2 separate regions of the Mus musculus genome follow, and region 2 is linked to region 1. The links are chromatin loops, found by intact Hi-C in ENCODE. Cell type or tissue: left cerebral cortex. All regions are shown on one strand. Links, peaks and the distances in the headings refer to the core of each region. The heading gives the core; the rest is flanking DNA.

Region 1 (15,936 bases), core at 4,639-12,638:
TCTAGTGTTTCTCAAGACAGTAATTCTGAATGGCCTCTAGTTTAGAAGAGATTTGAAGAGACTGTCTTATCATTGATCATAATTAAATGAAAGAATTACTTATTTCTAAATTGTTCCCTGCTCCACTTGAAAGGGACTTTATTGGACAAAATGGTCCACATTATATGATTGGTAAGTTAGAATAGTGTGAGGCTCACTGCTGCATCCCTGTTCCTCACATGGTCTTGGTAAGCAACAGATACTTGTATCATAGAGGAAGAAGGGATTCATGAGTAGAAGTCACAGAAGAACTTCCCAGCAAGCAATCAGAATGAAAAGTAAACCTGCCAGGGAAACAGGAAGAGTTGCTTGGCTCAAGCCCTCTACTAAACTTTGAGTATCCTGACAGTTGAAGGAGACACGAAACATTAATGGAGCCCAATCATCTGCTCAAAGGGACAAAAGAGTGGAGTGACCTGGCAGAGCAGCGCAGACAAGGCCCAGAACAGCTAAGACTTGAGAAATGGCAACAGATGACAATGTTTTTTATCAGTTTTGCTCTAAATAAGGACCAGGAGCAAGAGTTCGGCTGCTTGCTTGACACTAGCCAAAGACAGAGAATGCAAACTCCTCAATGCCTGTTTGTCCCAATCTTCCTTATGAAGATAAATGATCTTAAAAGTAGGAAGGAAGAGGCACAATTAATGGGAGACCACTGTTTACTACTGTGTAGAGGTGACAGCAGGGATGGGAGACATCTTCTCTGCTGCTCGGAAGAAGCCCATGGTCAAAATCTTACTGTGAGCCACATAAAAATCTCAAAAATCAAAAATGAAGGAAAGCAGTAGTGGATTCAGATAAGGAACAAGTTCTAATATGGAGACCAGAAAGAACAAAGGGACAGACGGTTCAGAGAATGGAGCCAACCAGCCTGGGTTCAAGTCTAACTCTGGCACTCACAAAATGGTGGGGTCTGGACATTGCTCCTAACTCTGGCCTGTTTCCTCCCTATAAATATGGCCCTAGTAACACTTCTACTTCATAGGACTGCGAGATGGATTCGATGAACTAAACCATGAATCATACGTTCTTACTAGCTTTGAGAACTTATTTTTTAGAACAGAGAGGTCAATGTAGATGACAGCAAAGAAGTCATGACAAATCTAAGAGTTTATAATTCCTCATGTTATCTGATACCAGAACAATCACCATGATGTACAAGTGTCATTATCTGGTATGGCAAGAACTATTTAATTTTCCATAATGCAGAAGGAATGTAGACACTAGTGATTTGGTGCGAAAAGAACTAGAGATGATTCACTCACGGTTTTAACATCCTGACTCTAACAAAGGTGTTAGGCATTAGGAAAGAAGTGAGGAAAATTCTGGCAACCCTTAAGTATATGCCCATGAGACTTGAAATCTAGAGATTTAAACACTCACAAGCTAACTGAATAATCATCTATCTACAGATGAATGGAGGTAAACATGCCAGAATATTATTTAGTAATAAAAGATACGAGGCTATAAGTGAACATAGACTAACTTTAAAATTCAGAAAGACAGCACATGGGCTAGAGGCTATAAGAGGTAGGAGGATTTATTGTTTAATTGGCTCAGAGTTTCTGCTGGAGTGCTAAGAAAGTTTTAGAAATAGATATTGATGATGGTTGTACAACACTGTGAATAAAAAGAGCAGCACTGAATTATATACTTGAGATGGCTAGAATGATAAAATTTAATTTTATATATTTTTCTATAAGAAAGAGGTTTTTCTTAAAAATTGTTAAGTAGTTTTAAGTATTAGAAAATGAGCCAATTTTGAAGTAAAATGTAGCCCTTTCTGTTGGTGCAGCTAAGAAATACATGGAGTGTTTTTAGCAACTGCCACATAAAAATAAGCAGCTTATGTTAGGAATGAGATAACCAAACAGGAACGACAAATCCTCTTTGCCAGAGAGAAGTAAGAGGTCAAGGAAAGGCACAGCTAATCTTTTATTCTATACATTAGGTCCCTTGTAAGGAACTGGCAACTCTGGGTCCCACATATTTTTAATCCTAAAGTCAATATCAGAAATTAAGGAAGCAAGAAGGAATAACATAGTGTCCTAGTCCTAGTCAGCCAAATAGCCCGAGAACCTTATACACTGAATTTGGTTCTGGCTATGGGGACAAGAGGATGGTGGTTTGGGGAAAGCCCTAGGAAGGCACCCCGAAGGCTACTGTGGGGCTTCGTGATTGCCTGGAGACAAACAGATCCACTTTCTCCCAGGAAGGGAACGGCCTCTGTACTGCACGGCCAGAGAGCTGTACATCCCAGGACTGCTCACCACACTCTCAAGTGCTGTGTGTGTGCCAAGAGGGAAGATGAACATTGCACTTGGACACACTTGAAAGAGGGACTGTGCCCTTGTATTCCCTGAAACCTCCCTCAGAGCATCGGCTTCCTTGATTTCCACTCAGTTGGTTTCCTTAGTTTTAGTGTGAGATGAGTGTTCAGAATCCGAAAGGAAGACAGCATGCTTGATGCTTCTGCAGATCGCCTGTCCAGGCTCTTTGCTACCTTTTCTACGTGACAATGTCTTTTCTATTTACAAGAGCTAAAGTTTGTTTGTTTTTTAACAGAAGAGAATAATAGCATGCATGCTACATGCACTGTTCGCTCTCATCATGAGGGAGGAATTTGATCAACTAGTGAGTTATTTAGATTTTAAAAAGTGTTAAAATATGAAACAGGCCTATAATTTTGACTTCTAGTACTATTTCACACATACTTATCAATACGCTTCCAGTAGGAGTGTTTTTGTGCCTATCTCTCTCTGAAACAGTCTGCATAGACAGGTCATATGTGTTCCTTCAAAATTTTGTAATAGTCATCTGCAAACTCTGTACGTGTTATTGAAGGAAGGAGTCTTGATCACCGATTCCCGTTCCTCCAGAGCTATTTAAGATGTTTTGTTTCTGGCGTTAGGTTTCAGCTCACTGGTAGAGCACTTGCTAGTATGCCTGGGGCCCTAGGGGTTCAATACTCAGCATCACATATACACAAAGATTTGTCTATTTCGAGAGCAGCTATGCTTTTAGACTGTTGCAATCATTTATCTGTACTTTCACATTCACTGCTCAAGATTTTCCTCTTTCTAAAACCCCAGCCTCTACTGATATGGTTTGCTTCCATACAGGCCTGCGTACCGTGATATAACTGTTTATTTATTAACACAAAAGACTAGCTTTGCTTCCATTGTTGTCTACTGATCTATTTTTGTTTCAATGAGTTCCTATTTTAACTTTTGTAATTGCTTTCTTTGGAACTTCTCAGACTTATTATTATATACGTTCTTCTAGTTTCAGTAATCCTCCTTTGTGGAACACGGAGGTTAGGTTGTACACAGCCTTGAGCAGCGTGCAGACACACTTTCTCGCTGCCATGCACTCGTGCCCATTCCATTCTAAACGACTAGCATTTCCAGCATGATTTCCTGTGTAGGCCATGAGTGAAATAAGAGTTTGTTTTAAAGTTTCTACAAACATGTTACGTGTTTTGTTTTGACATTTGATTTAATCACACTAGGTCAAAGAACGAGGCTTGCGTGAAATGGATTGCTTAAAATTTACTGCAACTTTCCATATATGGTCAACTTTTCCGAAAAGCTACACAGGTTTAGAGAAGATTCTAGAGTGTCTGCTGGGTGTAAGGGTTGAGATGAATCTTGAACGTGAGTCTGTGAATACGGTTATGGGTATGCTTGGGACTATCCTACTATCTTGTATGTTCTATAGGACTTCATTTTTTTCTTTCCTGTCTTATTTTTTTCTTATTTTTCTATATGGCATTATTTGATTTTTTAAAGAAAAAATATTCTCAATTTTTTTCTGCTCAGTAACTATATATATATATATATATATATATATATATATATGTTCTTTTAGTAAGTATAGTCAACTTTTAGCTGCATTTAATATTTTCAAATGCATAATCAAATTTACCTTTTCACAAATTGTTCGACATTTTACTTTTCTTAACAAGATTCTCTTTAGGTTTGACTCATACTCCCTGAAGACTTCCAAAATCTGTGTACATGGTATTCACTTTGTCCCTGTTTCAACTATTTGCATGGTACTGCACTAACAATATCACACTAGTTTCTCTCCACTACACTGTTTCCTGCTTGCCATGTTTCCCTGAATGCTCCTATTCCCCTTTCCTGAAGTAACATTTTTGACAGCCTTTTTCAATATGAGAAATAAAACCCTGGGCATATGCCTGATAAGCAAGAGCTCTACTACTCATTTATGTTTGCCCAGCCCTGAATCCTTCTTTCAACAAAGCTTGCCAGTAACTTGTTTTCTGAAGAATTGCTTGAAAAAGTTTCATTGTGTCCTACTAGAAAGGATACATTGGTATAAAATTCTAGATAGTTACCTTTCCCTCAGTGCTTTGAAAGTAAGTCAGATTATTTGACATCTGTTGTGTTATGCCCAAGTAGGTTATCATCAGTCTCATGGTGTGTTAGAGGACATCTATTTCTTCCCTTTAGACCTTCTTTGGCTTCATTACTTTGGACTAATCTCTATTTGTTCTTGTTGGTTCTGTGGCTACACTACCAGGCCTTTCTTTGGCTCTCTGGCTTTACATGCTATATGAAGAGGAGGACCAAGGGAAGCCAATGTCACAGGTGTGCTTAAAGGTTAAAACTCTGAATAGGCATTTCATATGAAAACACGATCCTTTTCCCTTTAAGTCTTATTTCTGGTTCTGTGACACATCAACATTCTAGCTTCCACTGGATGCTACATACCTCATAAGAGAAGCAAAATGAACTCACAGGAAGCCAACTCTACAGACTGTCTATGAGTAGTTGAGAGTAGAATGTAAAGACAAAGGAAAAGAGATAAGTTCTTGAGAATTCCAGATAAGACCTGGATGGAATATCTCAACTTCAATGAGATCATTTGTTAGTGGTCAGCTATACTGAGTTAAAATTCAAATCTGTCCTAACAAACATGTACTCTTATACTTACATCTTATATCTATCTTATATAAAATATATTATACTTATTATTTGAAAATGTTCTGAAGTGTGAACCTGTGTTTGTCTGCGACAGACTATGTCTCTTTTATGAGCTGCCTAATGCTTGAGAAAACACTTAGTTAATTACAAGGTACACCTCAGCATTTATTTGTTAAATGTCATCTTCTTTTTCAAGAAACAATTAAAAAATATGATTACTTTAGCTCCTATCTGCTCCAAACCATATGACTTTTTGGACTTAAACTCACCAGCAGCCCAACAAAGGGCCATGTGCATTCCCCCAGTTTCATGTCAGGATCAGATTCTTCATTCTTGATGAAAGTTTCCATTTATCAGATCTAATTTACCAAATTACTTTTGTATTCATATAGAGACATTTCCTTCTTTCCCAGAGTGATGCTTTCAGAAATCCAACAGTATATAGAAGGAATGAGAAAAGGGAAGAGAGAATATATCTCTCTTCCATCCTAGAGTATATACATGCAAAACTAGTATAGCTGAAAAACACGAAAAGGCCCAAATGCACAGGATTTTGCTGTGGAGTTATCCAACAGACAACTCAGCAGTTCTCAGGGTGAAAGGACCCCAAAGTTAAAAGAGAGGATTCCCTGGAGAGGGACCTCAATAGGCAATGGCGAGTTGCCTTTCTGCAGAATCCAGTGAGAGGTGAATCCCAGATAACTCCCACAAAACAGAATTTAACCTTTGACTCACTGAAGTTTGCTCATCCAAAGAAAATATATAGGGCTGGAGAGATGCCTCAGCAGTTAAGAGCAGTGGCTTCTCTTCTAGAGGTCCTGAGTTGAATTCTCAGCAACCACAGAGTGGCTCACAACCATAATAATGGGATTTGATGCTCTCTTCTGTTATACAGGCATACAAATAGAACACTCATATATATATAAATAAAAAATAAGTCTTAAAAAAGAAAATATATAATTTTATGTATTTTAAATCTTTTGACCTTAAGAGAAAAGGAAGATGCTAGAGTTTTATTCTATTAATGTCAGGAACATTTTAGAAAATACAATTGGATTTCTGTATCCCTAGGATTTACAATTATAGGTTCAACCAAGCACAAATCAAAAATACTTGGAAAAATTCTAATCGTATTAAACACACAGATTTTTTTTCTGTGCCATTGCCTCCCTAAACAAGAGTGTGACAGGTGTTCCAACAGTGTCACACCGTATCAGGGATGACAAGCATTGTAGCAGATGTCCTGTGCATGGGAGGATGAGCACAGGCTTTGAGTTTTAGTACACTGTGTAATAAACACTCAGTCACCTTCACATTTTCCCATCTACAGGGAATCCTGGAACCTCATGGATACCAAAGACAACTATGAAATTCTTGAGCACTTGTAAGGTTAGGCTGTTCTTACCTGGTTGGCTTCTTTGTTGTGGCGAAAACCCAGACTTAGCTAGGTTTTCGGGTTTGGACGTTGACTGCCCCACTTTGTCCTAAAAAAAAAAAAAGAGAGACAACAGAGTGAAGGGAGGTGTCGCACCCGCCTGGCTCCTTGTGTTCAGCTACTTCTTCCCTTCCAATTTATAATTAAAAAATTTTTTTTAAATATATACTTTTAAGAGAGTTGAAAAAGCGCCGTGGAAGGCAAGCAATGGTGGCAAATGGTAATCGGTTGTCAAGGGAGTTAGAGGCTGGATTTTTATCTCTGTTGTAGAATTCTCTGAAGAGTAATTAAAAAGGACAGCTGTCGAATGCTCAGTACGGGCAATGAATGTCAACAATGAACACTCTGTGGAGCACACACACTTTCTAGAGCTGCTAAGTATCCAACACTGGCGTTCCTGGGCCAGAAACATCCAGAGAGGAATCATAAAGAGCTCCTTGCAAAGGACAGGGAACTCAGTGGCATGCCGAATGAGGACGAAGTCTTAGGCAAACATTAAAACAGCACATATATAATTTGAGAAAAGTATCTTCATAGAAATACCTCAAGATGGTGAAAGAAACGTTAAAATATGGGCAGAAATATGCTACTTATATCCATATGCTTACAAAAAAAGAGCAGTGATTAATTCTTGGTAGTCAGATGTCAACAATCTCTTATAAATCTTTAAAATCTGTGAACATTTTGAAAACACATGTACTACTTCTGTAGTTAGAAAGGTTTTGAATTGTGCCAAAAGCACATAATGTTCGTTTAAGTCTACTTAATATATAGTTACAAGCAGGGCACAGATTCCACTTTGACTGCAGTGGGCTCATATCCCAGTAGATTCAACCTACATGAAAAATGTCTGAGGTGATACGTGCACTGAACATATCCAACCAACTTCACGTTGCACCTGAGACATGGATCACTACAGAGGACTTCTTGTTTCTCTTGACCCAGAGACTCAGCAGGAACTGTGGCTCATATCCACTACCCAGCATAGCAAGACAGCACCATACAACACAGCATTAGTCTAAGAAATGATCCAAGTTTAAAATTCAAAGTGTCTGTTGAATGCATATTGCCTTTACACAACGATAACGTCAAAAACCTATTAAGCAGAACAATCATAGACTGAGGGAAGATCATCTACAACTGATTAATAGCAACCTTGTACCTATCCATTGTTCCCAGCATGCCAAACTGCTACAGCATGAGATTCTTACTCTGTTAGTGTCAAGAATATTTCAGAATATACAGTTGGCTGTCAATGCATTTGGTCATGCCCCCCACAGATTCAAACAACTAAACTAAAATGGTTAGGCAGCAGAAACACCTCAGTCTGTGAGCCTATGGACTATGAACAAACACAAAATCCATCATGGTTTATCCACTTGGCAGTGTCTCATTACTCACAACAGGAAATGGAGCACTGCAAGGGTTGCTGAGTTTCTTGGGACTTGACCATAGGTATCAAGTTGCCTAAGAACTAGGACTGTAGCAACTCCAACAATACGAATAGGAAAGGGGGTAAAAAACAGAGAAGTCATACTGGCCTCATTTTCCTAAATTTCTGTAAGTTTCTCTTTGATCTTTGCTTACACATAATTCTTCATTCAACTAGAGCTGAACTCATGTTTTCAATATGAAGTTTGCTACTCTATTAAACCCACTGAGCAAATCTCAGAAGTGTATCTCAAAGTAAGCATGGTATGCCTGAGTTCTTGCTCTAGTTGGGGTGCGATTTCACAGACTGGCCATTTACTTTCATCTTGAGAATTGTCTTTCTTTAAATCTACTTCAACTTTACTTTAATTTTCTTTCTGACTTGATGAACTACTCTTTTATATATCTGACATTTATTTTGGTGATCAGTAGGTAGAGAGATTTCACAGATATTACATAAACCAAATTGTATTTGCTAGTTTTCTGTTACTATATCAAACACCCAAGATAACACTTATTATGAGAAAAGATTTAATTTGACTCCAGTTCACAACTGGTTGGCTCCATGGCTTCTGAACATCTAGAGATGACAGGTGGCAACCGCAGGGAGTCCATGGTGACCCGCTCACCTCCCAGCCAAGACTTTCAGGAAAGTGGAAAAAGAGAGCCAAAGACAAAGAAGGGGCTCCCCTCAAGGGCAGGTCCCCATCATCTCCCCCTAGGCTTGACCTCCAGAAGGTTCCACTAACTCCCAATGGTGCCACCTAGAAGAGAAAACCCTTAACAAGAGCCTTCGGGCAACAAATCACTTGCAAACTACAGCACTATTTGTCACCCAATCCTTCCTTTTGCTCTAGGTTGCTGGGTACACATTAATTACTGCTCACACTTGCACACCCTCTCGCGAGAGCACCCACCCACCCACACCCGTCCTTCTCAGCTCCCTACTCATCAGTTCAACACATCTGTCTGCTTTTGGGTTGACACCCTGCATTTTCCACTCACACAGCCTGCCAACAGGTTTTTATCATCAGCAGAGTATTTCCTTTCTCACTTCTTTTACATGAACATCTTAGTCATTTTCTTCCAAGCAAATTTCTGAGCCAGGAAAGATTTAACACAGATTTTAAAGTCATAGAGCACATAGCTTCATTCATACAGTGTCTTACAGTGGCTATACCATACAACCCAAGTATGCAGGGACCTCAAGCAGTTAGCGTTGTATAACTATATTCTATGATGTTTGTACAATGATAAAATTGCCAAAGAATATATTTCTCAAAATATATCCATGGCATGGCTTTAATTTTAAGGTTTATTTGAAATGTTAAAGTGTCTCATCTAAAATATGTCCTTGAATGAGTAGTACCACCAATGGAAATACCACTATCGGACCACTAGCTTGGAAGTAGTTCACAAGAGCACTGGGAAGCATAGACCAAGGTATACAAAGCCATCATTTCCAGGAGACTGGTTCAGATCTCATACAGTTGTGCTTAAATATATCCCCTCACCACAGACGTGGCTCCACCTGACAGCACCTGGCTGTGTCCTATAAACACTCAGGTCTGAGACCCTCTCATGCATTCAGCACAGCATTTCCTCTGAGAAACCTCAGGCATCACAAGCGCACTGGGCTACATGGACGCACCTACTTCAAAGACAAGCAGCTTGCAAACAGAACGAAGGCAATAGTATAAAGTAGACTTAGAAATACAGCATGCCCAGTTAAATCTGTGATCCAGAGAGAAAATTATTTGGTATAAGTATACAACCAAATATTACATAGTGCTTACTGTAAACATTATCTGTAGCTTATCTACAGCTTCCCAGGATATTTTCTACTTCATCTGGCAACACTCATGTTGTCGCAAGCAACTGTTTAAATGTGATGTAATCATGAAATCTCACTGAGAACTGCATGTGTTTGTAAAATCCCAGATTGAAAAAAAAAAAAAAGACACCCTTTAAAATTAAGAATTCTGTCTCTATAAGCTAAGAAGACCTAACTCAAGGTGAGTGAGCCTTAGTTGAAATGCCGGAGACTAGTTTTTCATGTTCAAAAAACAATATTTTGGAGTATGTGTGCCCAGATAGATAGATCTTAGGGATACAATTCAGGACAAAACACGAATTTAGTTATGTGTCACACACACCTTTTTCTTACAGTAAACATATGCCATACTTTTATTAATTGTATACAAGGGCAGGGGCAGATTTTCTGATTGCACGCTCTCTCTCTCTCTTACAGTGAAGTTTTTAATTTTAGAGCAGTTCATATTTCAGGTTTTTCAATTAGAAACAATAAGCTTGTGTATTAAAAATTATGGCATTTTAAAAATGAAACCAAACCCCCAAAGACAGAGGAGTAAAGTTACCTACTGGCTGTGGCATCAACACCCACAAGCTCAAGAGCAAATGTCTGCCCACCATTCCGAGGCAAACAATGTCACACTGCCAGGAGTGAGGGAACGAGCAGCATGGCTAGACGAAAGGTTTCCTCTTCAGGGTAGTTTCTGTTTATCTGTATGTCTGCTTCCTAACCTCCTGGCCTCCACCAAGATAGAACTGGGCAGGGGAGAGAGAGGGTGGCCTGTGGCAGGCACAGTCTGCCTAGATGGGAGGCCCTGGCGGGGGCTTGAGAGGGAAGCTGGGGTTCTTGTTTGAAGGATAGGCTAACAGTAAATACTTTTTAGACTATGCTTCTTAATTACTATGCTGTCTATCTCCAGAAAAAGATGGGAAGATTGGGAGTGTGTTTCAGAAGTTCTTGACCTGAAGCCCTATAGGGCACTTTCTTAGTTACTGCTGGACCTTCTCAGATTCATGTGGTTTTGGAAGTACTTACTAAAGTAAAATCTGGCCTGCCAAGCACATCCAAGTAGTGAAGCAAAAGAAACAAGTCTTTGTGAAAAGGGTACAGGAAAAGCCCACCTTCTCTTGGGTGGCTCAATCTGGGACACTACACTAAATGGTGGAGTGGGACTCATGTAAAAGCCTGGAATAGGACAGTGAAGATGGTCAGCTCCATTCTGTCTCAGTGGTAAGACAGCAAGACTACCTGGGCTGTACCATCAGATCCCTGGACCTTTAGCTTCATGAAATGGTGGCCAATGGAGCAAGGTAAGCCAAGGATGGACAAAAGCTGGGAAGTGGCTTGGTTTTATAAGCCAGATTAGTGTGCTGTGTGAAGACCCCTTTGGAATTCTTGCTGGCCAAAGTCTGGAGCTCACCTGCTGGTCTCCTGACTGTTCTCAGTTATTCCCAGCAACTCTCTTCCTTCTGTCCCTATCACAGTGCCAAGACCCTAGCCTAATGAATAGTTTCTTCTACTCTACTAGTCTACTATTCTTCCATTCTAATATTTCTTCTAGTCTACTGATCAAGAACCCAGTGTTTCAAAGCTTGGGAAAGTGACTCGGGAAAAAAGGACAAGTAGCAGAAGTTGGTGTGGGGCCCAACTCAAAGGAAAGGTCAGTACCTACACACTAGCTGTTATCCTTCCATAATGTCTTGGTTTATAACCAATGTTTGAGCCTCTATGCACTTTGGGACATCAGTTAGGATGACTGGTACACCATGCTTGAGTCCCCACCAGGTTATTCTGAAGATGGCATATGAACTCCAACAGTGCTGGGTTTTTACCGTGTTCCTTCAAATGCAGTTAAAGTTGTAGGAAGATTCAAACTGAAAATCTAATATATAAGGCCCCCAGTGACAACTATGTAAAGCTCATCTGCTGCTCTGTAATCTGCTCTCTCAAAGGTAGAAAGTCATCCTCACTTCTCTTAATCTCCCTTCAAGTGCCAGACAGCCATGTATACCTTCTATATGTAGCCTATTACAGGACCTACAAAAACATCCTGACTTATTTTTGTTTAAAAGAATTAATGTAAAAACCACGGAGCCCCTTTACATTTTCATGTCCACTGCTGTTATATAGTTCACATTAATTCTCATCTAAGCATTTTCTGGAAAACATATTGTTTGGTGGCCTACCAGAACAAAGGTGGTGGTGAGGAACAAAGGGATTTTGTCCAGGTGTCCAGTCCATAATTCACAGGTGTAAGTCCATCTACTCTTAACAATAGAAGATGTCACTGTTTCTACTTTCCCTACAATAACAGACAATTTGGTGAAAGCTGTAATTGTGGTGCTCTAAATCCTCTTCTGGTAAGATGTACAAAATCAGCTGCCTCAATGGCTATAACGCTCACCACAAAAGATCTAGAGCCATGCTTTTGTCCCACATGGTCCTGCCTATTTAGATGACACACATAACTATGTAAAGGCAAAGGAAGGGAGAGCAAAGACTTATGGCAATCAGGCATGAAGCCCAGGCCAGAATAGTTTCCAAGAGCCAAACGGAGAGAAGAAAAGCTCAGCATGCCAGCTGTCTCTATCAAGGAGGGAGGGCAATAGTTTTTCATCTGTAACTGTGGGAATTACACTTTTTGCTCATAATTCTATTTATATAAGCTGCTGAGTCTAACATGAAAATGTTTGGGCCATTTCTGGCCAGATTTTAAAAAAATTGTCTCATATGTGCATATATGTGTATATATGAATAGATATGTGCTAAGACGTGTGGGTGTGTACATGCATGCATGCTCCGTTCTCACTTAGACCTGTCTACTAACCTAACTACTATAACCTCTTAAAGGCATAGAACAGCCCTAGTACTCAACATTTGGCATTTCTTCAACATAACTATCTCCAAAGGAGGCTATTTTTGACAGCATCAGCAAAAGCAATTTTCAATGGCTTAACTTTAGCACCCATTCTGCTACATTAGACATACAGATATCAGATTCAGTTTTTCATAGTAGAGTTTGATAACGTTTCATACTCCTACACTGAGATGTTACATAGCTTAGCTTCCTCTGTTGTACGTGTACAATCCAGTGTGTGCTGGTATCAAGACAGAGAGTACAACCCTCACCATGTTCTAATTTTAGAATATTTCCGTCACTCTCCAAAGAAACCTTGTGTCCAGAGCCTGTCAATCTTGACAAATGGTTTTCCCAAAATAAAATGTCTTTGCCAAGTCAGTTTCATTCCCGGTTTTAGATCCGGCATTCCCACATCAAGGAGGTGGCTTAGCCTTAAGGTGAAGGACACCAGCTCTAGAATTTCTGCAGATGAGCAGCTACATGACCTTGGGGAAAACTCTACAACCTTAAGAACTGCTATGGAGATTTAGTGTGATCATGCCCATAACAGCCCCTCAAAGCACATGTCAGCTGCTGCTTTCAATACAAGCATTGCTGTACCGCCACCTCTCCTAGAAAACCTCCACCACCAGTTCATTGCACATCTTCCTCCATCTTCTCTACCAGCACCACCTTGATCATCATCACTCCTCCATTACGCTTCCATTTACTCCTTGATCAATCAGTGTTTCCTCTTCCAGTGTCTCCTCTACTCTACCACCTCCGACACTCATCTATCTCCCTTCCTTCACCTCCACCTCCTCCCTCACTTTCAAAACTTCTACCAATGTTCATCTTCCTGCACCATTTCCATCTCTTACACTACTCCCTCTTCTTTTAGTGTTGCTTCTAGTTCCCACCATCTACTAGCATTGATACAGTCTAGGCTTCCATCGTAACTCCCAATGAACCCCACTGCCACCTTTCCTTTATGAGTTTGAACACCTTCAACTCACCATTGCTATAGCTTTTCATCTTTACCTAACACTATCTCCAGCATCCTCCACCTTTAATAAACCACTTCCCTTGTGAAAAGGCAACTGAAAAGGACACCAAAGCTTGCACCTTTAATTACCCAAGGCTACTTTGTTAGATCTGTCAGCAAGTAGCACCTTAACTTACTGTGAGCTCTATAGTAACTTCAGGCAGGAAACTGGAAGATGTACCCACAGAATCTCTACCTACATCCCATAAATATCTAAGCAGTAAGAATGACAACTAAAGCCCTTAAATTATATAAGACTACCAGTCAAGGCACAAATAAGGGCATGGATATAATTGGAAAACAATGGATTTTTAAACTGAATTAAAAAATATTTTGATTCTGACCTCAAGAAATGGTGGCCACCATGATTTAAAGTTTTGGAAAAGGGGGAAATGCCACTTTCTACTCTCTGAGTACTTCTCCCTATCTCTTTTCTCTCCCCTGTCACTGAAAATTACTACATATATTGAGTTCCAGGGATCCTTAAAGAACCAGGCTAAAAGGTCACAGCCCTTTGGAATGGAAGAATCACCTAGCTATATACATACTCATAGATATAAAATAAAAAGGAGCAAAGCACTAGTTAACAATTAGAACAATAAACTGGACAGAGCTGTCTTCAGAGTAGAGTACCCGGCACACAGCAGGCATTTCATATGCTTATACTCTGCCTCTAGTTTAGCATAAGGAAGACAAGCACCCCTTCCTTGAACTTGCTCAAAAATAATCTCAGAGCTTGGAAAGGGCTCTCACTGTCCTGGCTGACTGGGAAAAGGCCTCAGGGTTCAGTGTGATGTAATCCTTGGTAGTGGTTCTTCCTCATCTCTAAGTCCCTGTAGAGGGCAGAGGGCCAAGAGTAAATCTTAGCTCATGGCCAAGAACCCAGAGGTGGAATGAGGTTGGCCCAGAGCTTACCTGGACCAGGTGTATTGTTCTTCAGTGGGTAGGTATGTGTTGGAGCATGCTGAAGTTCAAGATGATCATGGTTCAAGGTGATACTTCCTTAAGATCTGCTGTAGTTTGAGTATGAACTATTCTATCCTATCCTTGGGCTCATATATTTAGATACTTGTTCCTTAGCTCATGGCTCTATCTGGGAAGGTTATAGAACCTTTAGGAGAATGGAGGCTTGATGGAGGAAGTATGTCCCTGGAGGCAGGACTTGAGGTTCAAAAGCTCATTCCACTTCCTACCTTTCCTCTCTCTGTTTCTTGTCTATGGATACAGTGTAGCCCCTATGTTTCCTGCCTGCCATGCTGGGCTCTGCCCCTTTGACCTGTAAACCAAATAACCCTTTCTCTCATAAACTGTTTTTGTCAGGGCATTTTATCAAGACAACAGAGAGGAACTGATATAAAATATATTTTGTCTTTGAATAAAGTATGGGCCTAATATAAAAATAACATAAAGGCCAAATCTCCAGGCTTTGCTCAGAGACTGTCTTTTCTCTGTAAGACAAGCCAGCTTGCTTCCATAGTAGGAAGGATGGTTCAGTTCCTCAGTGTGGGCCATAAGAAGTTCACCTCATCCTTCACACAGGAAAAAAAAATCTTATTATAGTATGAATCAAATGTTTGTAAGCGACAAGTGTGGCATACTAAATACTGTAAGCTAACACTTCAGTGCATGGGCTATTTCCTCACCTGGAAAACAGGACCAGTACACTCCCTTCCAGTTCTAAGACAGGACTTGCACATTTTACACAAATATTCCCAAGACTCTATTCTTAGAACCACGGTTAAAATAGTATTGTGAGCTGGGTACTCTACTGCATGCCTACAATTCCAATGCTGGAGAGGCTCAGGCAGGATCACAAGTTCAAAGTCTGCCAGGGATACATAGTGGGATCCTGTCTCAAAAAATTCCTAGGAAGGTATGAACAATGGCCTCAGCCCTGTCAGTCACCACTGCATCATTACCTGTAGAGATTTTTCAAGCTGTAATGGCCCATTAAAGGAAAGTGGTGGAGACTAGCCCTAAGCTTGAGTCCTAATGCTGCTTCCTGCCTGTCTGACATCTGGTATGATTGAAGGGAGCTGCCTTTATTTCCTTCATCAACACACTTTATAGTTGGTCCATCAAACTACACCAACCCAGGTTGAGCTAAAAGTTGACACCTTCACATCAACTTGTCCCGGCTCAGTACGTACGTCCTGAAAATCTAGAAACTTCAGTTTCATTTGCAGACAAATTTGGACAGTAACACTAATAAATATGCTTATTTCAGAGAGTTTGTTGGGAAGACATTGAGCTGAGGGATAAACAGTCCAGTTACAAAAAAACAAACCAAAACAAAAACAAAAACAGGGCAGCTTCTCTGGCCATCCTGGAGGAGATGGCCTCCTTTTCTGTCATAGCCTAATATGGGCTGGGGGAGAGGTG
Region 2 (15,936 bases), core at 4,638-12,637, 350 kb after region 1:
AGTTATCAGTTATCCTCCTTCACTTGCTCCTCCCTCATTTGCCTTAATGTGGCTCTTGTATTTAACATTTTTATTCCCTTTTGTTAACTTGGTTTAGCAAGTATACTACGGATAATACCATACTTCTTTAATTTCTACATTCCATTCAGATCAAGCAAACTGTAGTAGGTCTGTAGTGGGTCCACAAGTCTAGGATTGTTTAGGAGGTCTCCAGGGTAAGACCTTGGCATAAAGTCTTTATGTCATGATTTACATATGTGAAAATACTTTCTAATACTTAAGCACTCTTACATGTCTTAATAAACACATTAGCTCTTCAAAAGCTCTTCTTCATGCGCACAGGCTATTTTACTTCATGGAAATAAAAGTCAAGAGTGTCGATTATTAAGTCCTTTTGAATAACCTGCCCAATATTATAAAAATAGATGAGAAAGAAGAGTACTTCTGAACTATGACTTGATTTCAACATGTCACTGTGTGTGTATATGTGTAAGTACATGCACATATGTATGTGATACATGTACATATAATGTGTGTATGTGAATTTATGTATATGAATATGGGTTTGCAAATATCACAATATATGTGGAGATGTTGGAAGATAACCTTACATGTTAATGCTAGCACTCCACCTTGTTTAAGACAAGGTCTCTCTGTGGTTTTTCTATTATACAAGCCAGGTTAGCTTGTCCTCTAGCTTTTGGAAATTCTCCTGTCTCTACCCCTGTGTCCTCCAAAGGAGTGCTGTGATTACAGATATCAATGCCATGTGCTCAGCTTCTATGTGGGTACTGGAAATTTAAGTTCAGATCCTGACATCTGCAGAGCATAGACTTTTATGTACCAAGATATCTTTACAGTCTCTGCTGCTACTGCTAATTCATTGCAGCCACCTCAGCAAAGACACACAACATGCTTTCATGTTTCCTGTTGCACTAGGTTTTGGCAAAACAATGCAACACACACACACACACACACACACACACACACACATACACACACACAGAGAGAGAGAGAGAGAGAGAGAGAGAGAGACAGAGAGAGAGAGAGAGACAGAGAGACAGAGAGAGAGAGAGACAGAGAGAGAGAGAGAGAGAGAGAATGCACTAAATCTGGAAGTACAAAAACTAGGAGGAAAATAACAGCCTTTTAAAGCCTACATTTCTCCAAGAATGTATCAAAGGCATGCTGACAAATGGAACAACATATAGAAAGAAAAGGAAAGGTAGACAAAAATGAACCTAAGTTTATTCACTGGAATGTGTATTTCCTATGTTTAAGTAAAAGAATTATTCTTTAGATTATATCTTATCCAGAAAGTGGTGAAATCATTGACTTTAACTGAAATAAAATCACATAGTCACTATCCTAATGGTTTCAACATGAACAGCAGAGCAGTTACTACTCAGAACTCTTTTCACCTTGCAAGACTCACCCACCCTTCTCTCTCCCAATATACAACAGTCACCACTTACTTTCTGGGCATCTTCTATAAATGATATAACATAGTATCTGTCTCTTAGTTACTGGCTATTTAAATTAGCATAATGTCCTCAATGTTCATCCATGTCCAGTCAGGTATCAGAATTATTCCCATTATAAACTAAAAAAATCCACAATACAGGTACAGTGTCTTTGCTCATTCATCTACCAATGGGTCACTGAATCTGTTGTCTACAGTGAGTATAGTGAGTATGGAAATATTTTCTTGGATCCTTGCTTTGTACTTTTCTTGGTTAAATACTAGAAAGATAATTTTAAGACACAGTTTTTGATGTTTTGAGTAATTGACACACTTCACCACAGAACAGTGGTTCTCAACCTTCCTAATTCTGCTGCCCTTTCAGTTATGTGACCTCAGCCATAAAATTAGGTTTTTTTGCTACTTCACAGCTGTAATTTTGCTACTGTCATGAATTGTAAATATCTGATATGCATGATACCTAATATATGACTCCTGTGAAAAGGTTGTCACTTCCCACAGGTTGAGAAGCACTGCCAAAGTCACTAGGGTATTTCACATTTTCACTAAATGCACACAAGAGTTCCAATTTATCTACATGTTTGGCATTTTGTTCTCTCCTTTCTGTTTTTTTATCATTGTCCTCCCAGTAAGTGTGAGTTCATGCTGAGGCTTTACTGATTCTCCTGTTCCTAATGTTAGTGCTACAGAACAGCTGTCCATGAACTTGCTGTTCCTCTGTATATTTTCTTTGAAACAAGTCTATCAGTTCCATTGCAATTGTTTTATTGTTACTCTGTTGTTGCTGAATTGTAAATTATCTAAATATTCTAAATGCTAATTCCTTGTCAGGTATATTCTTCTCAAATATCTTTTTGAGTTTTCTAGGCTCCCTCTTCAGTTTGTTAGGTATAAAAAGGAAACATGCCACAGACATTAAAATTACATGAGCTTGGTTGGTGCATAAATCAAAAGTCTGAAAACATGAAGGTCATTTAACTACTTCAAACCCTGAGCAGAGACTACTGAGTTCAGAACAGAAGATTTTATTTTCACAGCCTCCTCCTTTATAAATAAAGATATTAGCTTTTTCACCATTAACTGAATTTACACATGCAAATATTTTATAAAGGCTTCATTAAAATCAAAATATGGATTGTCAGCATGCATGTGAATTTTGTGAATAGACCTATATTTAAACTACAATTCACTATATATACTGCATATAGTTGATGAGTATGTTTTATTTTATTTTTTACATTTCAAATGTTATCCCCTTTCCCGGTTCCTCTCAGCAAACCCCCTATCCCATCGCCCTTTAGCCTGCTTCTGTGAGGGTGCGCCCCCACCCATCTACTCACTCTTGCCTCACTGCCCTAGCATTATTCCTCTACACCGGGGCATCAAGCCTTCAGAGGACCAAGGGCCTCCCCTCCAGAACGTAAGTTTAAGATTAAAAAGTAAAAACCGGGTAACTCAGTGCTTAGGATCAGCTTCTGAAACAGATCATGCCTCCAAGAAAGGAAGTAGGGTGTTTCATACTGCAAGTTTTAAATCCAGATTTGTGTTCTTACACTCACTTTTCCTAATAATGATTATCAAGATAGCTGAAAAAAATCAGGATAATATGTAGATGTAAAGAAGCAAGGGAAATGGAGAGATGCTCAGTGATTACAAACAAGTCTAATTCTTGCAGAGGACTGGAGTTCAATTCCAAAAGCCCATGGAGCATCTACCTGTACTTCCAGTTTCAGGGGACCTGATGGCATCTTTTGGACCCTATAGGAATCTGAACTCATATATACAACCTCATCCTCCACACATGTACACATAATTTAAAAAAAAAAAAAGAAGAATCACTAAAGAGGCAAGATGTGAAGGTAAGAGTAATAACGAAGCGCCAATTTCACATATTTCTTTGTTGGAGTGCTGGATGAGCAAAACCAACGACAAAGTGAGAAAGAATGAGGTGAACAGGAACCCTGGAACAGTGTGCCGGAACACGAAGCACCGCTTCCCTTTTCCGCTGACCATGAAGCTGTTTCCCGCTGGGAAATGGACATTGCACATTTTGCTTTGATTTAGCTGAGAGCCTCGCTAAAATGCCATGCTTTAAGAATGGCTAAAAATAGGTAAGAATCTAATCTCTTTCAAAGCCACATTTGTTTCTTTAACAGCACGTGTCAGAGAGGAAAGGGTCCATAAACAAAAGGTAGATGTCCAGTAGCTAAAATAAGCTGCCGTTTCCTTCCACCGCGCACCCTCAGTATGGCCGCTCTGCTGTTTCCACCAAGGAACTTCCTCTGTGGCCTGTTTTCCCAGGCTCTGCAGTGGAAGGGAGCCGCCCAGGTTCTTAGGGATGTTTGTGTTGGAAAAGCGCCCGTCTTCCACCATGCAGCTGAACACAATGCTGTCTGCCCGCACTTTCTCCATCGCCAGAGAACATCGATGGGAGCCTCCCAAACACTAGAGACATCTCTGCACTTCCACTGACCCAACACTTTTTACAAAGCTGTTCCAGGTTGCCATAAATGTTGTGTTATATTTTCATATTATAGATGTAAATGGAGCCATCACAAGGCTGTCTGTACAAAAATCTGTCACAAGTCTAGATAATTACTTTTGTGCTAGTTTGGCTCATTTACTAAAAGTCAGGCACACTTAATATGTGGAACATTTACAACTTAGTGACACTTCTTTGTAGAATATGAACTCAGTGATAGTATGGCTAGGCCCAAAGAATTACTTATTTTTATTCTCCATTCCTGTCAAGGTTTGTGACGTTTCATAGCATTCTGTATGAGTACATAAACAGAGTTGGAAACTGTGTGGAGTCAATAAGTAAATAAAATCAGCAGCTCAGAACCACAGAACTTTTAAGCTACATTGTTAGATATATTTCTCATGTTTTTGGCTATACATACAGTAATAGGTTTAGAATGTTATGCTTCTAAATATGCTTCGAAAGGTGTTTTTGTACACATCCAAACACTTAGTTTCATTTCTTTAATGCCTTTGATCTTTTGTTAGTTTTCATTATATGTATACATTTAAATATTCCAATAAAAATAATTTTAAAAATAATATGAGTTTAATATGAGCTTCAGAATTCTTAAGCTTATATATCTTTGAAACTAGTAAGCCAAAGATAGTTGCAATAATTTATTTAACATAACTCTCTCAAAAGTCCAGCATCATGCCCATTGATGTTAGGTTTTTGACAAAGGATGCATATGGAGGTAAAATGATTTTTATCCTATTTCTGCCAAGTGTTGGGGTAGTAATTGTATCTCTCAGACACACAGAGTGAGCTGCTGAGGAAGCTGATTGCACTGACAGCAGGAAGAAGCTGTTTCTTAAGGGCTCATGAGTGATGTGAAATGTGGAGAGCGATCTCCCTTCAGCACTTATGAACTTCCTCATCTCTTGAGTTTGACCCTCACATAGCAAACAGGCCTTCCTTGTCAGTGGTGAGTAAGCTCCATTTCAAACATCCCTGAACCCTCTGCATCTCCTGCCAGCCAAGGTCATGTGAAGTCTATTTATCGCATCAGTACAATGTACATTGTCCTTCCCCCTTAGCAATGTAAGAACTGGCAAAGGGTGCAGATAGATCAGAAGCACTCCAGCATGTTTTCCACTCAAAGGACAGTTACACATCTCTGTGACCCAACTAGCGTTACCTCCAATGGCTATATGTAAGAAAGACACCAGATAGTCTACAAGGTATCACTGACTGGCATGCCAACTACCCTATGACCTCATTTGTTCTTTCTAAGCATATTGCCCTCATTGGTAAAATGAAGACAATAACTGTACATTGTTTACAGATAGAACAACCACTAGGCTACATAGGATAGTGGCCATAAGGGTCTTTGGAACACCACAAAAGCTTGTTATTAAATCACTATTAATATGTTTGTGAGACCTGGGGCCAGTTGAATGAAGGGAACTTTACTGCCCAACAGCCAGGAGAAAGTACTAAACATTCGTCTATCTCTGCTTTCTACAACAATCGACTTGGGATTTTGGGGTCTGTGTTTCTTCAAACTTCTTATGTGGTATGCTAAAAGCTATATACCGGAGATACTAGTGAAGAAGGATACAGACTTTGTTTTGTAAGACTACACGTTCAGGGCTAAAAGAAATCAAGGAAGGGAACAGAGGCTGGCAAGAGAAGGTGGTTACCTTGACTTCTGCTCCTGTTGCTGTGACAAGACACCTGAGAGCAGCAGCACAGGAGAAAGGTTGTTCTGCGCAAGGGTAGACATAATGCATTTCAGAAATGCCAAGGCAGTGGGAGCTTCACACAGCTGTTCACATCCCACAATCAGGAGCAGAGAGGGATTGTCTTAGTCAGGGTTTCTATTCCTGCACAAACATCATGACCAAGAAGAAAGCTGGGGAGGAAAGGGTTTATTCAGCTTACTCTTGCACACTGCTGTTCATCACCAAAGGAAGTCAGGACTGGAACTTAAGCAGGTCAGGAAGCAGGAGTTGATGCAGAGGCCATGGAGGGATGTTCCTTACTGGCTTGCTTCCCCCGGCTTGCTCAGTCTGCTCTCTTATAGAACCAAGACTACCAGCCCAGAGATGGTCCCACCCACAAGGGGCCTGAAACCCTTGATCATTGAGAAAATGCCTTACAGTTGGATCTCATGGAGGCATTTCCTCAACTGAAGCCCCTTTCTCTGTGATAACTCCAGCTGTGTCAAGTTGACACAAAACTAGCCAGTACAGGGATGAACACAGTGTCTGTTGCCCTAGCCTCCATTATATAGACAGGATGGCAGCTAGGAAATGGTGTCCACTGGAGTGGAAGGGTCTTCACACTTCAATTAATTCAATTTAGATATGCCTCCACAGGTGGAACCAAAGTTCACCTCTCTGGTTATTCTAGATTCAACGAAGTAGTCAGCAATAACCACCTCACAGTACCTGTGGTACTCTTGCATTGTTGGCCAAATTTACAGGGCCTCCACAGTACCATGACTTGCAGAGCCCATCTCAGCCCAGGTGACCTTTCTGTAGGGCAGTGTCAATGACAGAGAAAGCAGTATGCCATGCTATCAGAAGTAGCCATGGTGGTGGTAGTTAACTTTTCTGTTAACTCTGCCCACTTTTCTGAGTTCTAACTCAAAAAGGCTAATGATTCTATCCTCCTTTTATTCTTTCTTTGAATATTAGAAGGAATACATTATTATAGTACAACTCTCCCTTAAATAGTCATCTACGTATAGTAAAATTCTGCTTCCTTAAAAAAAAAAAGCAGTAGTCTTTAAAGGGCTGAGGATATAGAATTCTTGCTTAGTATGCATAAAGCCCTGGAGCTGAGTGTGGTGGGAGATATGCCAGCAATCAGAACTCAGGAGGTAGAGACAGCAGGATCAAGAGTTCAAGGCTATCCGTGACTGGCCAAACATATTGAGTGAGCTGGAGGCCAACCTAGGCTATGAGACCCTGTCTCAAACAAGGAAACAAACAACAAAAAGGATCACCCTTGAAGTCTAATGGTAAATTAGGCATTTCAAGTTTCAATAAAGTATTGCTTTGGAAGTACCCTCAGCAGTTTTAGGATTTTCAGGAATATTCTAACCACTAAATCAAAGAAGCAGTGGTGTTTTCAGTTAAGGTTCTAACATCTATGATCATTCTGTCTGTTCATATGCTACGAGATTTTATGTATCCATGTGCATACTTAACCAAAGCATGAGAAAAATGAATGGCATTTCTGCTATTGAGGAGAGTGTTCTACCAGTATTTTTGACCAAATAAGGAACACATTCACAGAAAACCCTACTTTGGATGATGCTAATACCTGATCGTAACAAGTCTTTACCATTTTGTTTTCATAGTCAACATTGCTAATTATTTTGAAACCCTAAGGCAAAAAGCCCAAGATACTGTTAAGAATCCTTGTCAGTTGGAAGTCTGTGGTGCCGACCATTAGAATGAAACATTTCAAATAATTCAGAATACATTTAAAACATTTTCTTTATACCATGAACAAAATGACATATAGTTTGGTAGGCATAAAAGGTGGCTAGATCATAGAGCCCTACCGTGACACCCTTCCATTCTCTGCCCACCTCTACCTGAAAGTTCACCATAATAGCCTAAGGTCAAGATGCATGGCCAGAGCAATGGACTCTGAAGAAAGGCACTATCCTCTGCCTAAAGAGACCATACCCTTCTGCCCAGTAATCCCCCTAAATGCTCTGCAGAGAGATTTTTATAAAAGTGGCATTGCTTATTTCCCAGTTCCAACATTTCTAGGAAATCTTCTTAAAAATTACCTTTAAAAATAAATACTGATGATCAAATCATGAGTATTTAATTAGGTAAAATATATACCTAATATACATTTTTACATTTCACATAAATGGAACATGGGAAAATTATTCTATCTTTAAGGCACTGACAGTTAATTTTGAATTTTGCCACCTAGTTGATAAGAAAAAGGATCATGTAAACATGAAAACCTAAGTATTCTCATAAACTAACCATGTCCCGAAACTAAACATTTTCTTCTTACTCGGGATTTTGGTTTTAGTAGCAGCTACATATAAATTAGGTTTTCAAACAAACAACTTATCTTTAGATGGAAGGAAATTCATAAAAAGGAACTGATGTCCTTCCCAACAACCAGGACAACACATTTTTTGGGGTTCCTTTCCCAGAAATTGGTAAATAACAAAATATATTTCATTTTAGAAAGAAGGATGTTCATAGGCAAGGCTTAAATGCAATCTGTACTTTACTCACATACTTTAAAAGGGACATGGTTTCCAGCAACCAATTTCTCAACTCATTCTGTGCCAAATAAAACAGATTTCAGTGGAAGCTTTTATAGCTGCAGAGGGGCTCTGCTCATTCTGCAGGGGAGAATGTACTGTTTATTTTCCATTTAGAGTTCCCAATTCTCCAGTTACTATATGTTTTTCTGCTCCAGCAGACTATCCAGTATGAGTAACTAAATTAAATTCAGAAAAACAAAGCATAACATCTTGGTATAGAAGACAATTTTGAAATGCTGATGTACCATCTATGCTCCACCACATTAAGATTTCTTATTGAAGAAAAGCTTTTACATAACCCTGCTGCCAGAACACATATTTTTCATCACTAAAAAATATCTATCCCAACCAAAAGGAAAGAGGCATCTTGGGGGTGGCTGGAAATGGCTAATGTTATCAATACATCTGGGTGTTATGAAAAAGTACACAATGTAAACTGATTAAAGAGATGAACTGTGGCCACAGGAAACAGCTTCACATAGCGTCTCCATTGTTCTACCAAGCGTGGGACAAACTGATGTGCCTCTGGGACTAAATTTCTCTTTATCAGAATATTGCTGTATTATCACAGAAATCTCAAAAGAAATGAGTGTCTGAGCCAAAAAAAAAAAAAAAAAAAAAACAAAAAAACAAAAAACCAGAACATCTTCTAAAATGTGTTGTATTATAGGATTTTGATATAAATTTCTACTGACATGAATAAAGAGCCTATGGGGGTTAGATATGGTTTCTGATATACAAGGTTAAGAAGTCCTCTGGAAAAATAAAGACATCTACAGGACAGGTAGACAGACTGGTAGGCTGCCAGAGAGACAGGCAGGCAGGCAGGCAGACAGACAGACAGACAGATAAGTAAAGATATTGCGATGGTTAATTTGCATGGCAAATTTGACCTGCTTTAGAAAGACCCTAGTAACGCACTTCTGCTTATGTCTACGATGTTGTTTCTAGCAAGGTTTAACTGAGAGAAGACATGTGCTAAGTGTGGATGGTACCATTCATGAACTGAGGTATGAATAAAAGGTAAAAGGAGAACTGAGCAGTGGCTTCCCGCTCCCTGTTCTCTGGATGACATGTGACAGATGTTCCTGCCCCTGATGCTATGGTTTCCCTGCCATATTGGACTGTATCCTCAAAGTGTAACCAAAATAATCCCTTGCAAATAGATTGACATTTGCAAGTATTTTGTGACAGCAGTGAAAAAATGACTAAATCAGATGTCAAGGAAGACATTAGGACCCACTCACAGTAACCTGCAGCTGTAACAAAGACCCATGGCAAAGCCTCAAAGTTTGGTGGAATGGACATAGTTTCTAGTATATTTAACAATGTTGCCAGGAAAAGCCATCTTTTGACTAATGGAAAAATGATTCACACCTAAAGAGTGTCCATGTTCGTTCTTCAGAGTTATGACACACAGACAGAGCCAGAGTTGCCAAGGCACCAGGCAAGAAAGAGAATGTGAAATCCATCAAAGAATAAAAGGATACTCAGCATGCTTCATGTGATGCCAGTGTTCAGGGTATGCCTTCTGCCCTGGAATCTGGGATGCAGGGTCAGATAAAGCAAAGAAGAGAAAGGCAGCCCTCACTCTCAAGCATATGGGTGATGATGCAGAGCTTGGAACAGTCAAAAGCATGAGCCCCCAGAGGTACTCTCAACACGTCATCCAGTTGAGGATGTGCTTAGAAAAATAAAACTTCATGATTTCATCTCAGTATTTTGTTCAGAGCTTGGAAAAGAGAGGTGATTAGACAGATAGCTACCATCTCTACAAACACATTTTTTAGGTGCTCAAATCCCCCTGCCCCCCTCTCTCCGATACTCTGTGTTTCCATAGACATCTATACTTTCAATAACATTTCACCTTTCCACTTAATGAAAGGTTCTCTTTGGCAAATTATCAACTGCTTGAGTGACTATTTTTAGCTTTTAGGCTACAATTAAGACAAATAAGTGATCACAGTACTACAACATCATGAGAACCAGTCATAATTCAGACAGTCACTTATCAACCACTAAACAGATAGTAATACAAGATAGATATACTCGGCAAAGGGATGGCTCATGTTCTAGAAGGACAGAGTATGACTATGGATTTCATCATGCTATTTAGAGGAGTGTGGAGATTAAATGTATATTTTTTTTTCCTGGAACTTTCTGTTTAATATTTTCGGAGTGCAGTTAGCTATACCAGAAATGTCAGGATACGAAAAGTTTATAGTGTCATATGGTTCCCTAGTCCTGAGAAGAGAGGACTAGACATTTCAAGTTAATGCTTCTGGGTGTCAGCAGGTAGCTGAAGGAAAGAGGAGAGGTAGAAACCATAGGTTAGGTGGCTCACTGCTCAGGATGTGATCTATGGGGCCATGTCTAGTGATATAATGCCTTAGAAGGCTTTGTACTGCTCCAAAGACAAAAGGAAAGCTTCTTAAATACAGGTCCTATGACATGAACCCCATATCATATTTAAAACAACTTAATATGCACACGTGTCCATTTTCTGTGAATCTGAGTAGTGTGCAGCATTTAGATGAGATACTTTGCTTCCTTCACAAGCCTTAGCTTCCTCCAAGTACCTTTGTTTATGTAATTTCTCATAAGTGATCTCTCTGACACCCCCAAAATTTCAGTGCTAAAATAAAACAAATGTTAATCTACAAGCATTGAGTCCTTAAGAACCAAAGACCCCAAAATAGTTTCCTAGCTTAGTAACTGGAGCAGAGTGGTGTCTCACTTTTACTTCTAAATAAAGCTCAGATGTTCACTCTGAACACATTGTGTTAAATTCTTTACTCAAGAGTAAAGAATTCAGCATTTCCAAGGACCCGCAGTAGAGTTAACTGGGTCAGTGTAAAGACGATTTGGTTGTGAGAAGTGTGAAAGCCCTACCTTTTCTGATACCTTGTCTTGACCCAGCAGCTTGGGACTTGGAGGAGGAGGGGCTCTGCGCTTCTTCATGTCTGACTTCATAGACACTCCAGAGATGTTGCCCAGGGAGAGGGAGGGACCCAGTGTTAGGGACCGAGAATGCAAGGATGGTGAGTTGGGTGTTGTTACGCAGCCCTGTAAAGGAAGAGACAGATAACAACTCATCAGTAAGATCTTTCTTCTTGAAACCACCCACTCAGTCTTCTAGTGGCATATGTTTCTACTGGCAGAGATAAAGTACTGGAGCAAGATTCTTATTACTATTCCCCTAGGAAACATTTTATGCTTTTTTTTTTTTTTGAGAAATTCAAGTGTGAGGACTGTATTTACATCATTTGTGCTGTGTCTTTCCTCCCTGTAATTCCTTCTGTGTTTCCCTACTCTTCTCAAGTTCATGACCTCTTTTACTTTAATTATTATTGTTACACACACACACACACACACACACACACACACACACACATGCACAGGCACACACACACACACACACATGCACAGGCACACACACACACACACATGCACTCACACGCACACACACGTATAAATACAACTTCTTGAGTTCATTTACTGTTGCTCAGATGTATATGCTTAGAGCTGCTTGAGACTGGACCACTATCAGAAGCTCATAAGTGATCTCTGTGATACGTCAGGAGCGGATCTAGTCTCTTTTTCTCTGAAGTCAATAATCCCCTATACCTTCTCAGTAGGGGTGGGGCCTTGTGAGAGTTCCTCCAGTCACATTGGTGCTGTCGTTCTGTTGGTACTGGCATTTTCAGGTCTTGTTTAGGCAACCATACTGTTATAATTTCATGGGTGAAGCTCAATCATGAAACAATCTAAACCTTTAAGAACACTTAGTGACTAGAATCATTTGGTATTTCTACCTAAACTATAGATGTAAATCTGCTACCTTAAAACTTTAACATGTCACATCAGCCATCTTAAAGTTTCAACGTGCCTTGGGATTAAGTTCTTAGAGATTGCAAAGACAGGCTCTTGACATTGCAGTGTACTGCAATGGCCAAGAAGAGGATTCGTTTACCACTGAGTGTTTCTCCTATTGCCAGGTTCTCCCTTTTTTCTTTTCCATAATTTTTATTGATTCTCTGTGAGTTTCACATCAGAGACCACAATTCTATTCATTTCCCAGTCCTTCCTTATCGACCCTTTTTCACCTGTAATCTCCCTCTGTAAATAATAATAATAATAAATAAAAAATAAAACATCTCCCTGTAGAAATTGTGATGTGTTATGGTGTGTTGTTACACAGAATACCCTTCTGCCCAAACAGCTTCTTCTAACCTTCGGAAATCATACAAAAATGTAATGGTATACAGAAAGCTTTGAAGGATCTCAGGCCAACAGTGTAGGACTTGACAACAGTTCCTTGTGAACAAATATATACCTGCCACCAAACACATGAAATTGTTGGTTTCTAGAAACAATTCCCATTCTTAAGAAATCACCTTAATGACACCCCCATTTTCTTTTAATCATCTGTTGCCCATGTCTTTCATTTTTTAAAAATATTTTTATTAGGTATTTTCCTCATTTACATTTCCAATGCTATCCCAAAAGTCCCCCATACCCTCCCCCACACTCCCCTACCCACCCACTCCCACTTTTTGGCCCTGGCGTTCCCCTGTACTGGGGCATATAAAGTTTGTAAGTCCAATGGGCCTCTCTTTCCAGTGATGGCCGACTAGGCCATCTTTTGATACATATGCAGCTAGAGTCAAGAGCTCCGGGGTACTAGTTAGTTCATAATGTTGTTCCACCAATAGGGTTGCAGACCCCTTTAGCTCCTTGGGTACTTTCTCTAGCTCCCCCATTGGGGGCCCTGTGATCCATCCAATAGCTGACTGTGAGCATCCACTTCTGTGTTTGCTAGGCCCCGGCATAGTCTCACAAGAGACAGCTATATCTGGGTCCTTTCAGCAAAATCTTGCTAGTGTATGCAATGGTGTCAGTGTTTGGAAGCTGATTATGGGATGGATCCCCGTATATGACAGTCTCTAGATGGTCCATCCTTTTGTCACAGCTCCAAACATTGTCTCTGTAGCTCCTTCCATGGGTGTTTTGTTCCCAATTCTAAGAAGGGGCAAAGTGTCCACACTTTGGTCTTCGTTCTTCTTGAGTTTCATGCGTTTAGCAAATTGTATCTTATATCTTGGGTATCCTAAGTTTCTGGGCTAATATCCACTTATCATTGAGTACATAATGTGTGAGTTCCTTTGTGACTGGGTTACCTCACTCAGGATGATGTCCTCCAGGTCCATCCATTTGCCTACAACCACTCTGGAAATCATTCTGGCGGTTCCTCAGAAAATTGGACATAGTACTACCGGAGGATCCAGCAATACCTCTCCTGGGCATATATCCAGAAGATGTTCCAACAGGTAAGAAGGGCACATGCTCTACTATGTTCATAGCAGCCTTATTTATAATAGCCAGAAGCTGGAAAGAACCCAGATGCCCCTCAACAGAGTAATGGATACATGTCTTTCTTAATAGAAAAAGAAGTAAAGAAATTTATATGCAGAAAAGACACTTAGAGAACTAGAACTCTAATTTTGGATTAGAAACAAAAGCACTCATGCCTCAAGCTGTACCATCACTCACATTGATCTTTATCTATAGCTCAAGTCATCCTGGATATGCTCCACATAAAATCAATGCAGAGAAAGACAAAGCCTCAAACTAGGGAGATACTGTCTGAGTTTTGATTTCTAGCTTTGCCACCACCAGCCACATAACCATGGGCAAGTTTTAATTTGTCTCTGTAACAGTTTCTCTCTTTCAAAACTGAAATGAATAGCTCCTACATAACAGAACTATCCTTGTGAACGACATGAGTTACTACATGTAATCAAGCAGGAAAGAGTTCTTGGCACATAGGGAGCATTCAAAGTGCTTAAGTGATTATGATTATGTAATGACTTGTCTATCTTTCTCTCCCCATTTATGTGTGGGCTCTGTGAAGACAGTGACTGCCTCTTGATTTAATCACTGCCTTGTCCTCAGGACTCATAGTTCCTACAGCCTGAAAGGCTCACGAGCTTACATCTCTTGGAATGAAGAGATGGTGCTTGAGCCTCTGGTAAACTCTGCTTTCATATTTAACCTTGTGGCTAAGGTTTCCACTCATTCTCCATGTGTAAAATAACTATGTGGCTGGATATGGGGGCACACACCTATAACTCCAAATGCTGAGGATTGTGAGCTTGAGACTAGCCTGAGATATATAGCAAGATGTTACAAAATAACTGCTTTAATTAAAGAAAAGAAACATATAAAAAAAACTTATAGGAGAAAGCAACTACCAGGTTACCTTGGTCAATCATAAATTTTACTATTCAATTTCCTGAGAAAGAAATTTAGACTTTGGTATCATTGACCTTAATTACAAAAACTTTGGTGGTTTGAAAATGTTCCCCATATATTTGAATACTTGGTTCCTAGGTGTTGGAACTGTTTGAGAAGGCTTAGGAGGGTTGGAGCAGGCATAGCCTTGGAGGAAGTTGTATCATTAGGTGGGCTTTGAGGTTTCAAAAACCCATACCATTTCAGTTAGTGGTTTCTCTGTCTGTGGTTATTGTCCTAACATGTAAGATCTCAGCTACTCCCCACCACCTTGTGTACTTGCCTGCTGCCATGATAGTCATTAAATAACCATGTGAAACTATAAGCAACCCCTAACAACTCTTTCCTCTACAAGTTGTCTCCATCTTGTCCTTGGAAAACCTCAAGAACACAGGACCTAAGAGTTCTGGTAAATGAAGTATAAGAAGCAAACTAGAGAAAGAACTTTGCTCACTCAATAACTAGAGTTATGGAGATGTTTTACTGGTACCAACTTGACTCAACTATCTCCAAATTTAAGAGGAGCACCAACTTCAATTTTCCTTGCCAGTAGCATGTAGCCAGAATCATCCAAGCTGCTTAATTTACTTATATATAAAGTCAGCTGATTACACATGCACACACAGACATACACTCTCTCTCTCTCTCACACACACACAACTTTGTACATATTTAACACACAGTATAGGCACAAGCTCGCATGCTCTCTCTCATTAGGAAGGTTGGCTTCACTCAATGGAGAGCTCCTGTACTGCTTGGCATCCCAGTATCACTAATACCATTCTCAGAACAATGCATTTCACAATTCTGCATCCAAAATTGCTTCTCTTCCATTTATCCTATCTAATCATGTGCCTTCACTCCCTCTGTCCTTAGTGTTCACCACTAACTATGCTTGCCTGTCTAATCACAAAACAAGCCTGTGAAATTACCTTGGTCTTTTAAATGCCTTGTATGAGGTTCTATGTAGCCATTTCATTTAAAACATTTTATAAAACACATATCAATTGCAAATTGCATCTTGGTTAGAGGTGGGGCTTTGTACCCACTTCCTCTTCTCAGTTCTGGCATTCTCTCTGGTTTGATCATGTATAAATGTGTACCATATGTGTGTGTGTGATGGCCAAGGAGGTCAGAAGAGGACACTAGATTCCCTGAAACTGAACTTTCAGAGAGTTATGAGCTGTCATATACGAGCTAGGAAACCATTCCAAGCCCTCTGTGAGAGCAGCAAGTGCTCTTAACCTCTGAGCCATCTCTTCAGGCCCAAAGCACTGAATATTTCACTTGGATTTAAATTTTAATGTTCTTTGTTATTATATGATTATTGGACACCTTTTTTATAATTTTCAATAAAATAAGTATTTTATATCTTTTTAAGCC

Evidence for each region. A loop is a pair of places that touch in the nucleus more often than their neighbours do. Peaks named below come from ENCODE experiments on the same cell type or tissue, not always from the same donor. Only the 100,000 strongest peaks of a DNase experiment are listed, where the experiment ranks them.
Region 2: it touches region 1 in a loop (4-fold over the local background); 2 of 42 quality-filtered maps call a loop at or near these places.

Annotation. Positions count from the first base shown.
Region 1 is chr11:11,981,200-11,997,135 of GRCm38, forward strand. Grb10 (growth factor receptor bound protein 10) reads right to left here. Exons shown (of 17, transcript NM_010345.4): 2 at 6,397-6,475. Among named protein-coding and RNA genes, the nearest start is that of Grb10, 48 kb to the right of the region's middle. In left cerebral cortex, for the core only: no CTCF peak of the experiment used is centred there; DNase peaks (open chromatin) are centred at 8,886, 12,262 and 12,505.
Region 2 is chr11:12,332,593-12,348,528 of GRCm38, forward strand. Cobl (cordon-bleu WH2 repeat) reads right to left here. Exons shown (of 15, transcript NM_172496.3): 7 at 11,152-11,325. Gm12002 (a long non-coding RNA gene) reads left to right here. Exons shown (of 6, transcript XR_872246.3): 5 at 13,464-13,589. Among named protein-coding and RNA genes, the nearest start is that of Gm12002, 26 kb to the left of the region's middle. In left cerebral cortex, for the core only: no CTCF peak of the experiment used is centred there; DNase peaks (open chromatin) are centred at 5,813, 8,294, 11,349 and 11,956.